Linked DNA regions of Homo sapiens: regions 2 and 3 are each linked to region 1. Evidence: chromatin contacts called from ENCODE Hi-C or POLR2A ChIA-PET data. All regions are on one chromosome and are shown on one strand. The core of a region is the stretch at or near the end of the contact, and the rest is flanking DNA. Distances in the headings are between cores, read along the strand shown.

Evidence for each region. A loop is a pair of places that touch in the nucleus more often than their neighbours do. ChIA-PET counts read pairs that join two places held with the same protein, here RNA polymerase II (POLR2A).
Region 2: a loop to region 1 is called in a map of Caco-2, with 4 times the contacts of the local background. The contact joins two enhancer-like sites. A Hi-C loop is called at or near these places in 1 of 168 maps with a recorded cell type or tissue (Caco-2). POLR2A ChIA-PET finds 5 or more read pairs at or near these places in 1 of 52 experiments (activated naive CD4-positive, alpha-beta T cell).
Region 3: a map of PC-9 shows a loop between it and region 1 (9-fold over the local background). The contact joins two enhancer-like sites. A Hi-C loop is called at or near these places in 1 of 168 maps with a recorded cell type or tissue (PC-9). POLR2A ChIA-PET finds 5 or more read pairs at or near these places in 1 of 52 experiments (CD8-positive, alpha-beta memory T cell).

Annotation. Positions count from the first base shown.
Region 1 is chr4:38,274,019-38,278,403 of GRCh38, forward strand. It overlaps LOC124900694 (a long non-coding RNA gene), which reads right to left. Exons shown (of 2, transcript XR_007058100.1): 2 at 2,159-2,616. Among named protein-coding and RNA genes, the nearest start is that of LINC02513, 91 kb to the right of the region's middle. Within about 2 kb of position 1,458, at least 3 of the 41 ENCODE cell types and tissues checked have a DNase peak (open chromatin) inside an H3K27ac peak, as active enhancers do; they include PC-9, where a contact is called at or near this core.
Region 2 is chr4:38,619,393-38,624,059 of GRCh38, forward strand. The region is part of intron 6 of KLF3-AS1 (KLF3 antisense RNA 1); the gene reads right to left. Among named protein-coding and RNA genes, the nearest start is that of KLF3, 42 kb to the right of the region's middle. RefSeq lists an enhancer at 2,736-3,588. Within about 2 kb of position 2,004, at least 10 of the 41 ENCODE cell types and tissues checked have a DNase peak (open chromatin) inside an H3K27ac peak, as active enhancers do.
Region 3 is chr4:38,726,735-38,731,272 of GRCh38, forward strand. No RefSeq gene overlaps it. Among named protein-coding and RNA genes, the nearest start is that of TLR10, 54 kb to the right of the region's middle. RefSeq lists an enhancer at 4,112-4,481. Within about 2 kb of position 2,222, at least 8 of the 41 ENCODE cell types and tissues checked have a DNase peak (open chromatin) inside an H3K27ac peak, as active enhancers do; they include PC-9, where a contact is called at or near this core.

The DNA.
Region 1 (4,385 bases), core at 208-2,707:
TGAACTCCTTAGGCCCAAGCAATTCTCCCGTCTCGGGCTTCCAAAGTGTTGGGATTACAGGCGTGAGCCACTGCACCAGGCCTTCATTCTTTTATCCTCTTTTTCCCATATGACAGAATTTCACTCAGTGTAAATAGGCTGCCCTCCATTTCCATCTGGGCATAAATCCCTAGGGGCAATCATGAGTATTAATAAAATTATAGGAAGTATGCACTTGGAGCCTCACTTGCCTGAAGTGCCTATGAGGTGAATCCATGCAATGCATAGCTCAACAAATTCAACCTCAACAAATTCAACCTGGTTGCCTAACGTGGGTATAAGGATTCCATTTTGCTCATGGCCCAGTCTGGTAGACCATATTTCTGGGAAGGCAGTATCAGTATCTGGATTTGATTTGAATCAAATTACAATTACTCTGGAGCTACTCCAGGTTATACCCCAATATTCATACCGTCTCCACCTTCTCTTCTAGCTCCTCATGGAGTGATCCGGATCAGAGTAGAAGGACTCTCCAGCTGGCAGAGCAGAGGCAGCAGTGCCCTGGGAGACAGGGGAGTGGATTCTACCCCGTCTCTGCTACTTTCTAGCTGATATGGTTTGGCTCTGTGTCCCCACCTAAATCTCACGTTGAATTGTAATCCCCAATGTTGAGAGAAGGACCTGGTGGAAGGTGATTGAATCATGGGGGTGAACATTCTCCTTGCTGTTCTTGTGACAGAGTTCTCATGAGATCTGGTTGTTTGAAAGTGTGTAGCACTTCCCTGCTTTGCTGTCTCTCTCTCTCTCTCTCTCCTTCCTTACTGTGTGAAGATTGTACCTACTTCCCCTTTGCCTTCCACCATGATTGTAAGTTTCCTGAGGTCTCCCCAGCCATGCCTCCTGTCTAGCCCGCAGAACTGTGAGTCAACTAAATCTCTTTTCTCCATAAATTACTCAGTCTCAGGTATATCTTTATAACAGTGTGAGAACAGATTGATAGACTAGCTTTGTGTCATTAGAGAATCGTCATCTTTCTGAGCCTCAGTTTCCTCATCTGTAAAATTGAAAGAATAATCCCTACCTCATGGAGTCGAGATGAGGATTTGATGTAATATGGTGTAATATAATACAGTAAAAGAACCCCTTCCCTTTACTCCCAGCTTTAATATTTGAGGACAACTCCTAGCTGGCAAGAGGCGTGGGAGAAGTAGAGTAAATCTTCCGTTAGGCCTCAAGTGTCTCAGACCTCTCAAGACACAAGGACCAGGGCTTCCCTTTGTCTAAGCATCTGGCTGGTGGCAATGAACATTTTATAGATGTAAGTAGTTGCTTTAAGGAATTTCAGCAATGACATAGTTCAGGTCAAAGATTTAAAGAACACGGTGCGCAGACCTGGGCTGAAGCTGTGGCTGGCCACGCTACTTCCTTAATGTAGATGAGCGTTTGTGCAAGACCTCATCCATGGAGGCTGCTGCCTCTTCACAAACCCCACCTTCACCACTGCAGGCTCATGCAGGTGTCAAGTGGCACCAGGAGAGCAAATTTGTTTGGTTAAATGTCTGACTCATCATTCATAGCTTGACAGGTTTCTGAGCTTGCTTCAGACTTGACTTGAAAGAAAAAGGTGGGAGCTGGCAGAGAGGAAATAGGATCCTTTTATTACAGAACACTTTCCTGAGGGGTTGTTTTCTTGAATGTTAATCCAGACCCAGGTTGTTATTCTAAAGGTGCACTGGAGCCAAACTTCAGGATGGAGCTCAGCTGTTAACCCATTAGTGACTCACCCAATCATGGAGACCCAGGGATTTGTGTGAGGGCTGAGATGCTGCAAGACCTGCTGATTGGGAGCCAAGGATTCTGACTTTTCTCTGCAGACTGAAGGTTCCCTTTCGTCATTTGCCCTTCAGACCTGGAATCCTTGCTTATCAGTGGGAAGTGGCTGTCTGCTGGATCCCATTTGATATCCCTGAGCCTGGGAACTATCTGGTAATGAGTTTCATCTGGAACTAAGTCTGGACCAATATGGATTGTCATTTGCATGGGGTGTATGGTGGCTACCCTGAATGCCAAGTGAAATAAATGTGAAAGCAAAAACACAGGCCCCACCAGTGAGGGTCAGGGGATGTTACTCAGCAAGGTTAGCAAACTACAACACACAGGTCAAATCCAGCCTGCTGTCTGTTTTTTATAAATAAAATTTTATTGGAACGCAGTCACGCTCGTCTTTTTAAATGTATTGCCTATGGCTGCTTTTGTGCTAAAGTAGTAGAGTGCAGTGGCTGTGACAGAGACTGCATGACTGGCAAAGCCAAAAATGTTTACTACCTGGCCCTGGGTTAGGAAAATGCTCACCAACCCCTGGGTTAGATGCACCCTTCCAGAAACACAACCCCTTTCCTACTGACCAGCCCTGTGGACATGCTTTCTCTAGCCAGTGTCCATCTTGAATGCAGGTAACGGCCTGGCCTCAGAGCTGAGGGCACCTGGTGCTGGGCCCATGGCCCTTCAGAGGCTAGCAAACCAGTGCTTCCACAGAAGGCTCAGGAAGATGGGGTGGAGGGTGTGGTGGGCAGCTCCTCTCTGCTGGGCAGCTCCTCTCTGCTGTTGACCCTCACTGGATTCATCATCTAGGGTGTTCTAGTAAGTAATGAAGAAACAAAGAAATTCCTTTGATCAGGGCTATATAAATTTCCTAGGGCTGGTGTAACAAAGTACCACAAACAGACTGACCTACACAAAAGGAACTTATCATCTCAGCTGGGCGCTGTGGCTCACACCTGTAATCCCAGCACTTTGGGAGGCCGAGGCAGGCAGATCACCTGAGGTCAGGAATTTGAGACCAGCCTGGCCAACATGGTAAAACCCCGTCTCTACTAAAAATACAAAAATTAGCCGGGCGTGGTGGTGCATGCCTGTAATTCCCAGCTACTCAGGAGGCTGAGGCCGGAGAATCGCTTGAACCTGGGAGGCGGAGGTTGCAGTGAGCCAAGATTGCGCCATTGCACTCCAGCCCGGGTGACAGAGCGAGACTCTGTCTCAAAAAAGAAAAAAAAAAAAAAGAAATTTATTATCTCACAGTTCTGGAGGCCAAAATCCAAAAATCAAGATGTGGGCCGGCCATACTCCCTCTGATAGTGCTAGGAAAGGATCTGCTCCAGGCCCTTCTCCTGGCTCTGGTAGTTCCTTCGTTTACAGATGATGTTGTCTTTGTTTGTTTCCATTGTCTTCCCTCTGTTTGTCTCTGCATCCAAATTTTCCCCTTTATTAAGGACTCAGTCACGTTGGATTAGAGCCTACCCCAAACACTTTATTTTAACTAATTACACTTGCAACGATCCTGTTGCAACCTCACATTCTGAGGTACCAGGGGTTAGAAGTTCAACATACGAACTTTAGAGGTGGTGGGGGGGCGGTACAATTCAACCTAGAGCAGGAGCTCTGTGTCACTGCAAGGCCTATGTCATACAATAACACGAAAATCTTATGACTGCGATAAAGAGAAAAAAAATCTGTAACATATGGCTCAATAATTGGTGATTAAACTTCTATTCTGTACAAGCTACGATGCTCCATTCTGAATCATTTAAACTTTATGAGAACCCTTTGCAAATGAGAAAATGAGTCCCAAGGTGTTTAATTTCTCAAACAGTAGAGCAGATTTCAAACCCTGGTCTGCCTGGTTTTGAAACCCTCTCCCTGTTCACTAGGCCAGTAGTTCTCAAACTATTATCCTGGAACCAGTGATACCAGGATCACCTGGCAACTTGTTAGTAATGCAAAGCTTCAGGCCCCACCTCACACATACTGAACCAAAAACTCTGCTACAGTAGCAGAAGGGGACTGTGGCCAAAGTTCTGGAATCCATGAATTGGGCCAGGCCTGAGAGCAGGCAGGTTGACATTTATTAGCTACGTAAGTGCCAGGCACATGGCTGATTGGCTTCATTTAGGCTGTTTTATATGATTGTGGTAGGCAGAAAATGGCATCCCCAAAAGGTCCAAATCCTAATCCCCAGAACCGTGAAGGTGTTCCCTTACATGGTAAAAGCGTCTTTGCAGATGTGATGAAATTAAAGATCTTGAGATGGGCAGATTATCTTGGGTTCTCTAAGGGGGGCCAACAAAATCTCAAGGTCTTTATCAAGGAAAGAGGTAGGGAGGAAAGTCAGTTAGAGAATGTGTGAGGATGCTTACACTGGTGGCCTTGAAGATGGAAGTAGGGGCCACGAGCCCAGGAATGGAGACAGCCTCTAGAAGTTGGGAAAGGCAAGGAAATGAATTCTCCCCTAGAGCCTACAGAGAGAGAGAGCTGCCAACACCTTGATTTTATCCCAGTGAAATCCATTTTGGACTTCTGACCTCTGAAACTGTAAGATAATAAATGTGTTATTTTAATCTACTATGTGT
Region 2 (4,667 bases), core at 754-3,253, 350 kb after region 1:
AATGAATATTCGAACAGAAAAGGATCTTGGAGGCAATTTTGCCTGACTCTCACACTTTACAGATGAGGAAACTGAGACTTGGCTGCGGTAGGTTACTGCTCCAGTTATGGCCTTCCCTTTTCTGGTTCTGAGGAGGCAGGACCCACTTCCTTTGGGAGGTGATTTCACGCTTCTGCTAGCATAGCTTTAAGTGCACCAAAAGTCTTTATGCAGACCTTTGAGGACCTTCCAAAAGGAGCATAAAAAGTCCAGAACATGTCAATGACCCAAGCAAAGGAGACCCATACTCAGATGGCATCTACTGCAAAGGGAATAGAGCAAGTTTATTCAATCCACAGCCCTCAGCCTGCATGTGGCCCAGGAAAGCTTTGAATGTGGCCCAATACAACTTCATCAACTTTCTTAAAACATTATGAGATTTTTTTTGCGATTTTTTTTTTTAGCTCATCAGCTATTTTAGTGATAGTGTATTTTATGTGTAGCCCAATACAATTCTTCTTCTTCCAATGTGGCCTAGGGAAGCCAAAATGTTGGACATCCCTGGAATAGAGCAATCCAAGATGTGTCCCACCCCACTCCCCACAGGGCAAGCCAAGGATGTTGGCTGATCCACAAAGCTGGTACAACAACAAAACAAGACATGCAAAATTCCAGCAAAGGAGATCCAAGAAACCAGCACCTGCATCCCAGAGCAACTTCTAAGGACAGCAATGACATGCAGCCCAATTAAGCAGGAAATTTCAAAGCCCTCCACTTTAGGTCCATAGCAGCTGGAATGAGGAAGAAAAGGACAAATCAGTGCTCAATAGCTTGCCCTTAGATTTGTTATCGAGCTAGAATAACAAGCAGTTGTCATATTTCAAGTGTGTTTTAAAAGTCCTGAATCAGATAACTATCATGCCTTGCATTGTTCTTGAAAATGCAAAAATAGAAAAAGGAAGAAATTATCTAAGAGCAATAAACCAAGGAAACAGAGACCAGGCAGGGGTGGGGCTGCAGATCATCACTACTGATGCTTATGAACATTTACTACATGACAATAGTTACTACATGACAGAGTTAGACACAGTTCCAATCTCTCTGTCCAAGAGAAAGAAAGAATAAGAGAATAAAAAATGTAGCTATTTAAAAGAATGTAACGAATTAATAACAATAGAATAAGAGAATAATGTAACTAATGAAAGAATGTCACATTTGTATTTTCTAAAGAAGGCAGTTTAGGGTGACCCTAATGTTTTTCAACATTAATTTTTTTACTTTATTATGTTGTTAGGGAACATCAAAAACACAAAGTACTGTACTAAATATATCACATGTCATAAAGACAGTACACATTGGGTGGGTCAATGACTGAGGCTTGCCTGAATTAGCTTTAATTGATTCACTTAACATCTCCAAGCTTTTCCGGGCTGTTTTGTAAGTAAGTATGATTATATACAAGGTGATACATAAATATTTAACATAAGCATATGTATATATCTATACATACACATGCATATGTATATATCTATATGTATACATGCATATCTATGTACACACACATATGTGTATGTATGTATATGCATGTGTGTGTATGTTTTTATATGTAATATATTGAGACCATTTGACATACCCAGGTACTGAGCCTACCATCCCACTGAATAAGTTAATTTACTGGGCTCTCAGAGTATGAATCCTTAGCCTTCTCAGAGCACATGCACTGTTTGCTCAATCTGAAAACACGTAATTATTTAACTTGCCTTCTAAAGTAACACCACACCCTGGATATGATGCAAGACCCAGCATTACAAGATAAGCTCTGTCTCAAGTTTCTGCTCGTTATAGTGCCTGAAGTATTTACTCATATGCTCAGGGACTGAAGCAGAAGTAAACAGTCAGGCCAGTATTATAGGGACACCTGTGTTACAAAATTGACTTTCTTATATTGTGAAAGCAATGAATGAAGTTCAGCAGGCCTCCTGTAAGGATGCCGATTCAGCCCACATCACCTTGGTCAAACAGGACTTCAGCCTTATTGCCGCCCTCCCTAACGCACCCAGGTCAGTCTACTTTCCTCAGGTATCTGATCCAAGCTACAAGTCATGGGTCTCCGCTGCAGCACCTCACCTCCTGTTTATCTTCTGTTTGCACCCGTCTTCGGGGAAGTTAACCTTGCTTTCTGTCAATGTGTGCTGCCCCTGGATCTCCAAAGAGGTTTCTGCATGGTGTGTTTAACAGGACTGGACTCTATCTTTACAATTCTACAAAATCAGGCCAGGCGCAGTGGCTCATGCCTGTAAACACCTAACACTTTGAGAGGCCAAGTCAGGCGGATCACCTGAGGTCAGAAGTTTGAGACCAGCCTGGCCAACATGGTGAAACCCCGTCTCTACTTAAAAATATAAACATTAGCCAGTTGCAGTGGCGGGCACCTGTAGTCCCAGCTCCTCAGGAGGCTAAGGCAGGAGAATCGCTTGAACCCAGGAAGTGGAGGTTGCAGTGAGCCGAGATCATGCCACTGGACTCCACCCTGGGCGACAGAGCAAGACTCCATCTCAAAAAAAAAAAAAAAATTCTACAAAATCACTTCGTTTATGACTCCCTCTCTAATTAAACAGAACACGGTGTCCTGGAACAGAGACTCAGGTACAAGTTTACATTTCTATTAGGCTTGATGCCTCATATCTTCCCCACAACAGGAGTACTGAGATTTGATATAGCTGAGTGATTAAGAGCAAGAACTTGGAGAACTAGTTAGCCAGGGTTTGAATCCCGGACCACCACACACTAACTGTGCCTCACTTTCCTTACCTTTATTTTTATTTATTTATTTATTTATTGAGACAGAGTCTTACTCTATCACCCAGGCTGGAGCGCAGTGGTGCAATCTTGGCTCACTGCAACCTCCACCTCCTGAGAATTGAGGCAATTCTCCTGCCTCAGCCTCCCAAGTAGCTGGAACCACAGGCACGTGCCACCACACCCGGCTAATTTTTCTATTTTTAGTAGACATAGGGTTTCACCATATTGGTCAGGCTGGTCTCAAACTCCTGACCTCAGGTGATCCATCCAGCTTGGCCTCCCAAAGTGCTGGGATTATAGGCATGAGTCACCACACCCAGCCTATTTATTTTTTCTTTGAAACAAGTTCTTGCTCTGTTGGCCAGGCTGGTGTGCAGTGGCCTCAGCACAGCTCACTGCAGCCTTGATCTCCTAGGCTCAAGTGATCCTCCCACTTCAGCCTCCCAAGTAGCTGGGATTACAGGCATGTACCACCACACCTGGCTAATTTTTTGTGGTTTTTGTAAAGACACAGTTTTGCCATGTTGGCCAGGCTGCTGGAACTCCTGGACTCAAACAATCCACCCACCTGGCTTTCAGAAGTGCTTGGATTAAGGCGTGAGCTACCACACCCAGCCTTCCTTACCTTTAAGATAGATAGATAGGTAGGTAGCTAGGTAGATAGATGGAAGGATGGATGGATGGATGGATAGATAGATAGGTAGATAGACACAGAGATAGATACATACATAGACAGATAGACAGACAGATAGACGGATGGATGATAGTTAACCAAAGTGCTCAGACTAGTGCCTGGTATGCAATAAATGCTACCTAAGTGCAAGCATAACAAATATGATGATAATGGTACTTCCTATCTGCCTTGGTGTTCAGGAGAGGATGAGGAGGGACGGGGCCACCCCCGTGGTAAGCAAGTGAGGGCATCCCTGAAGTGGCTGCAGCTGTGCTGCACTGTTCCGTTGTCTCCATGGAGGGCCTGACTTGGTGTGACCAGCTCTGCACATTTTCAAGAGAAAGCAAAATCCAAATTTCTGGATTTTAAATTGTTGGTTTACATTTTTAAAAATTAGTGTTTGAGCCAAAGAAAGCATGTCTAGAAGCAGATTTTTTCCCTTAAGTCACCATTTTGTGACCTCAGACACATATGAATCTATAATGTGTGGGTTTCCATTTTTCTTTGCTTATCATCCATACTTCTTTCTCAGCTGAACACCCCAGGGGCAAGAGAAAGCACACAGAAGGCACTCAATGAAACCCAGCTGAACAATGACCTGGTTTGTTAATAAACAAACACCAGTGGGCTTTTCTGCAAGAAAACAATGAGTAACAGTGTCAGCTACATTTAGGAACTTTTTTTTTTTTTTTTTTTTTGGTTGGAGTCTGAGTCTCACTGTCACCCAGGCTGGAGTGCAGTGGCTCAATCCCGGCTCACTGCAACCTCCACCTCTTGGGTTCAAGTGATTCTCCTGCCTCAGCCTCCCGAGTAGCTGGGATTACAGGCATGCAACACCACGCCCAGCTAATTTTGTGTATTTAGTAGAGATGGGGTTTCACCATGTTAGCCAGGCTGATCTCAAACTCCCGGCCTCTGGTGATCCGCCTGCCTCGGCCTCTCAAAGTGCTGGGATTACAGGCATGAGCCACTGCGCCCGGCCTAGGACCTTCTCTTAAAGTGCATCTTTAGGTCAAAAAACCAGGCCCTGGGAGCACACATCTGAACAAGATGCAGCCCCTGATTCTGAGGAACTTACAGACTTGTGGGGGACACAAAAGTGCAGACAACTGGCTGGGCGCAGTGGCTCATGCCTGTAATCCCAGTGCTTTGGGAGGCCAAGGAGGGCAGATCACGGGGTCAGGAGTTCGAGACCAGCCTGACCAACATGGTG
Region 3 (4,538 bases), core at 972-3,471, 450 kb after region 1:
TCGGCTCACCGCAACCTCCGCCTCCCGGCTTCAAACTATTCTCCTGCCTCAGCCCCCTGAGTAGCTGGGATTACAGGCACACACCACCACGCCCAGCTAATTTTGTATTTTTAGTAGAGATGGGGTTAGTCAGGCTGGTCTCAAACTCCCTACCTCAGGTGATCCGCCTGCCTTGGCCTCCTAAAGTGCTGGGATTACAGGTGTGAGCCACTGTGCCCAGCCAAATCTTTCTAGTCTTTCAAGGGTAAACTGATACACAGCTCTCCAGTTTCTTTATTTGTGTCATTTCATTTAATCGTTCATTTTATTTTATTTTATTTTTTGAGATAAGATCTGGCTCTATCACCCAGGCTGGAGTTCAGTGGCACAATCTCAACTCACTGCAACCTCTGCCTCCCGGGCTCAAGCCATCCTCCCACCTCAGCCTTCTGAGCAGCTGGGACTACAGGTGCACACCACCATACCCAGCTAATTTTTGCATTTTTTGTAGAGACAGAGTCTTGCCATGTTACCCACGCTGGTCTCCAACTCGTGAGCTCATAAGATTTGCCTGCCTCAGCCTTCCAAAGTGCTGGGATTAAAGGCGTGAGCCACCATGCCTGGCCTTCACAGTTCTTTTTTTTTTTTTTTTTTTTGAGACTAAGTCTCGCTCTGTCTCCCAGGCTGGAGTGCAGTGGCGCGATCTCAGCTCACTGCAAGCTCCGCCTCCCAGGTTCACGCCATTCTCCTGCCTCAGCCTCCCGAGTAGCTGGGACTACAGGAATCGGCCACCACGCCCGGCTAATTTTTTGTATTTTTAGTAGAGACGGAGTTTCACCATGTTAGCCAGGATGATCTCGATCTCCTGACCTCGTGATCTACCCACCTCAGCCTCCCAAAGTGCTGGGATTACAGGCGTGAGCCACCGCGCCCAGCCCACAGTTCATTTTAAACTTCAATCTAGAAATGGGAATCTCAAGCAAAAGAAGGTGGATGTTTTTATTTAAGGCCCTCAAAGGAGATAAGGAAGTTCAAGAAATTTTCCAAATGGAGTTGCAAGCAGAGAGAATCATGGAGACTTACAAAGGTGCTCGATCTTAACAGGAGCTGTTATTTGTTTGCAGATTTGCCTGGGATCTTCTTGTGGGCCTACATACTCCCCATTGTCACTGCAATAGAGCCAGGATCCAGCCCAGTGCCTGGTCAGAAGAAGCTCCATTAGTGCTTAAGAACTGTATTCAATTGGAACTTTCAACCAATTCAATATGGTCACAACGGGTTGGCTCCTAGTAAGCTGCTCAGTAAGTGTTTCTTCAGGTGACGTTGGCAAATGAAAGGCAGTAAGGCCCAGTGATTTCAGATCCAGACTGTGGTACTCAGAACCATATAATCCTGGGGTCAAATCTCAGCCTTGCTTGCTTCTTTCTGCGTGCCCTGAGCCTCTCCCCTGTAGAGAACCTATTTCACATTGTTGCTATGAAAATGACATGAGATCATGAATGTGAAATTTATCATAGTATTGCTCATACTACTACCTTGGGCTGGGAACTATTCCTGGGCTTTCTCATTTAATCCTCTTGCAATTCAAAGAGGAAGGCGCTCTTAACTGCCCCACTTCTTACAGATTAAGAAGTTGAGGAACAAGGGCTGGAGCGGTGTCTCCAAGGTCACGAAGCTAGTAAGAGTGGGTATAGATCGCAGATGCAGTGGCTGGTCTTAACCGTTAAGGGAGAGCTACGAAGTCCCACGTGTGGACAGTAAGTACTCAGTAAAAGTACACTGTTACTGTTACTGCTGCTGCCATTGTGCTGGACAGCCGGGGAAAGTGAGGGGCAGAGAACTTGAGTCCCCATAGCTACTCCATAACAGAGCCAGAACCACGGGTGGCTCCAACATTCAGATCTGGGGTACCAAGCCTTGTTGCTTGTTTCTTAACTGCTTTCTCCAAGGCCTGCCCTGGGCAGCCACACCCAGAGTTCTCACGACACCCTGGAGCTCTTGCCACCCAGAAGTTCTTGCCACACCCTGCCTGCTCCCGGAAGGTAACAGGGCCACTGAAGAAGGGCTGCATTGTTGTGGCCTTAGCCTTGGCCCTGAAGGCCAGGAGGACAAACACTTTGGCTTGTAAGTACTGCAAATCAATAAACAGTAAAACTCAGAATAAATGCCCTCTTGAACTTCAACTGACCTCAACTCCAAGCTGGCTGGTCCTGAGGACAAATACCCAGGAACGTGATTCCAGGAGAGAATACTTCTGCATGGCATCCAGTTGCTACCTGGCAGGAGGGTGTTTGCCTTTGAGAGAGGTGGGGGCAGGGGTATCAAATTCTCCTGGGGAAGACAGGAAGTTTGCCAGCGCCACCCAGAGCAGAAAAAAAGTGTGGCAGTATCAATAAAGATGACAATAGCAAGAGATCTCCTTTTTTCCTCAGAGTCCTGGCCTGCATGAATAGGTGAAATCACAACAGCTAAGATTCAGTGAGTGCTTCCTGTGTAGGCCACGTGCTGCACTTAGGACCACACGCATGGGTTCGTTGAATGCACTCAACAACCCTATGGCATGGATTTTATTATTTTCATTTTTCAGGTGAGAAAACCATGGTACAGAGAAAAGTAAATCGCTTCCCCAGGGGCTGCTCGGCCCCCAGGAGGCAGAACCAGAGTCTGAACCCAAGCGATCTTTTACGGCCCTCCCCTGCAAGCTGGCAACGGAGTATTTCCCTTTATGGTCCCTCTCATTTAATTTTGAATCAGATGTCTTATGCCAAAGTATATACAGAAAGGACACCACTTTGGAAGGTATCTTTGTCCATTCTGGCTACTATAACAAAATACCATAAACTGGGTGTCTTTTTTTTTTTTTTTTTTTTTTTTTTTTGACGGAGTCTCGCTCTGTCGCCCAGGCTGGAGTGCAGTGGTGCGATCTCGGGCTCACTGCAAGCTCCGCCTCCTGGGTTCACACCATTCTCCTGCCTCAGCCTCCTGAGTAGCTGGGAATACAGGTGCCCGCCACCACGCCCGGCTAATTTTTTGTATTTTTTTTTTTAGTAGAGATGGAGTTTCACAGTGTTAGCCAGGATGGTCTCGATCTCCTGACCTCGTGATCCTCCCACCTCAGCCTCCCAAAGTGCTGGGATTACAGGCGTGAGCCACCAGGCCCGGCCAACTGGATGTCTTATAAACAACAGAAATTCATTTCTGACAGTTCCAGAGGCTGGAACTCCAAAATCAAGGCACAGGCAGAGCTGGCATCTGGCGAGGTTCTGCCCTCTAGTTCATAGATGGTGCCTTCTCACCATGTCCTCCCAAGGTGGAAGGGGTGGGAGGTCTCTCTTGGGCATCTTTGATGAGGGCACTCTTCCCATTCAGGAGGCCTCTGCCTTCATGACCTAATCACCTCCCAAAGACCCAGCTCCCAGTACCATCACCTTAGGGGGTAGGATTTCAACATATGGATTTTAGGGAAACACAAACATTCAGACCATAGCAGAGGGGATGAGAGACCCCTGAAGCCTGCTAAGGCTCCTGAGAGCAGCTGACAAATGTATAGGATTTTGAAGAAACTTTTAAAGTCCCAGGGCAATCAACTTTGTTCCTGCTCTGAGTCTGAGAGGTCCCCATTCAAAGTTAGCCCCCTCATTCAGTCTTTTTTTTTTTTTTCTTAAATTTTGAGACAGGATCTTACCCAGGCTAGAGTGCAGTGGCACAATCACGGCTCACGGCAGCCTCCACCTCCCAGACTCAAGGGATCCTCCCACCTCAGCCTCCTGAGTAGCTGAGACTACAGGTACACGCCACCGTGCTTGGCTAATTTTTGTATTTTTTGTAGTGACAGGGTTTTGCCATGTAGCCCAGGCTGGTGTGGAACTCCTGGGCTCAAGCAGTCCACCCACTTTGACTTCCCAAAATGCTGGGATTACAGGCCTGAGCCCCTAACTCAGTCTTTATTGCACAGCATTAAAAGGGTGGAAGGAGCGCTTCACAGAGCCATTCTCCTCCTCCCACCACCATGAGAGGTACAAATTCTACCAAACCTCGTCTCCTGTCTGCCTCTGGTGCAGGTTGAGGTTTGGCCTTCAGGGATTGCTCCTCTGAGCTAATTTCTTGCAAAGGATGTGACAAAGGTCACTAGAGAGAAAACACCTCAGCACGTGTTCCATAGGCCAATGCGGTGAGTTCAGCACAGCCCCATCAGCACGCAGACCATGTGAGAGGACTCATGCATGGGAGGCCACCCACGAACAGGGCTATTTTAATAGAATGTCTTCGGGTGTGGTGAGAAAAACCCCGGCTTGGAGTGTTTGTGGTTCATCTGGAATCAGGCAGCGCTGTTATAAGCTTGGGGCCTATACAGGCTTCCTGGGTTTCTGCTTATTGATACACATTGTAGGTCCTCCAAGAACGGTCCTGAATCATTCCCTTGGTTATGTCCATGTACCGGATCATTCCTTTGATTAGTACACTGTAAATACTTCAAGAATGCTAGAGAAAGTTTTGAGATCAGAGCCTTTCCCACAAAAGGTCAGGAGTTCCAGTTCTCAATAAGCCGAGGTATCTGT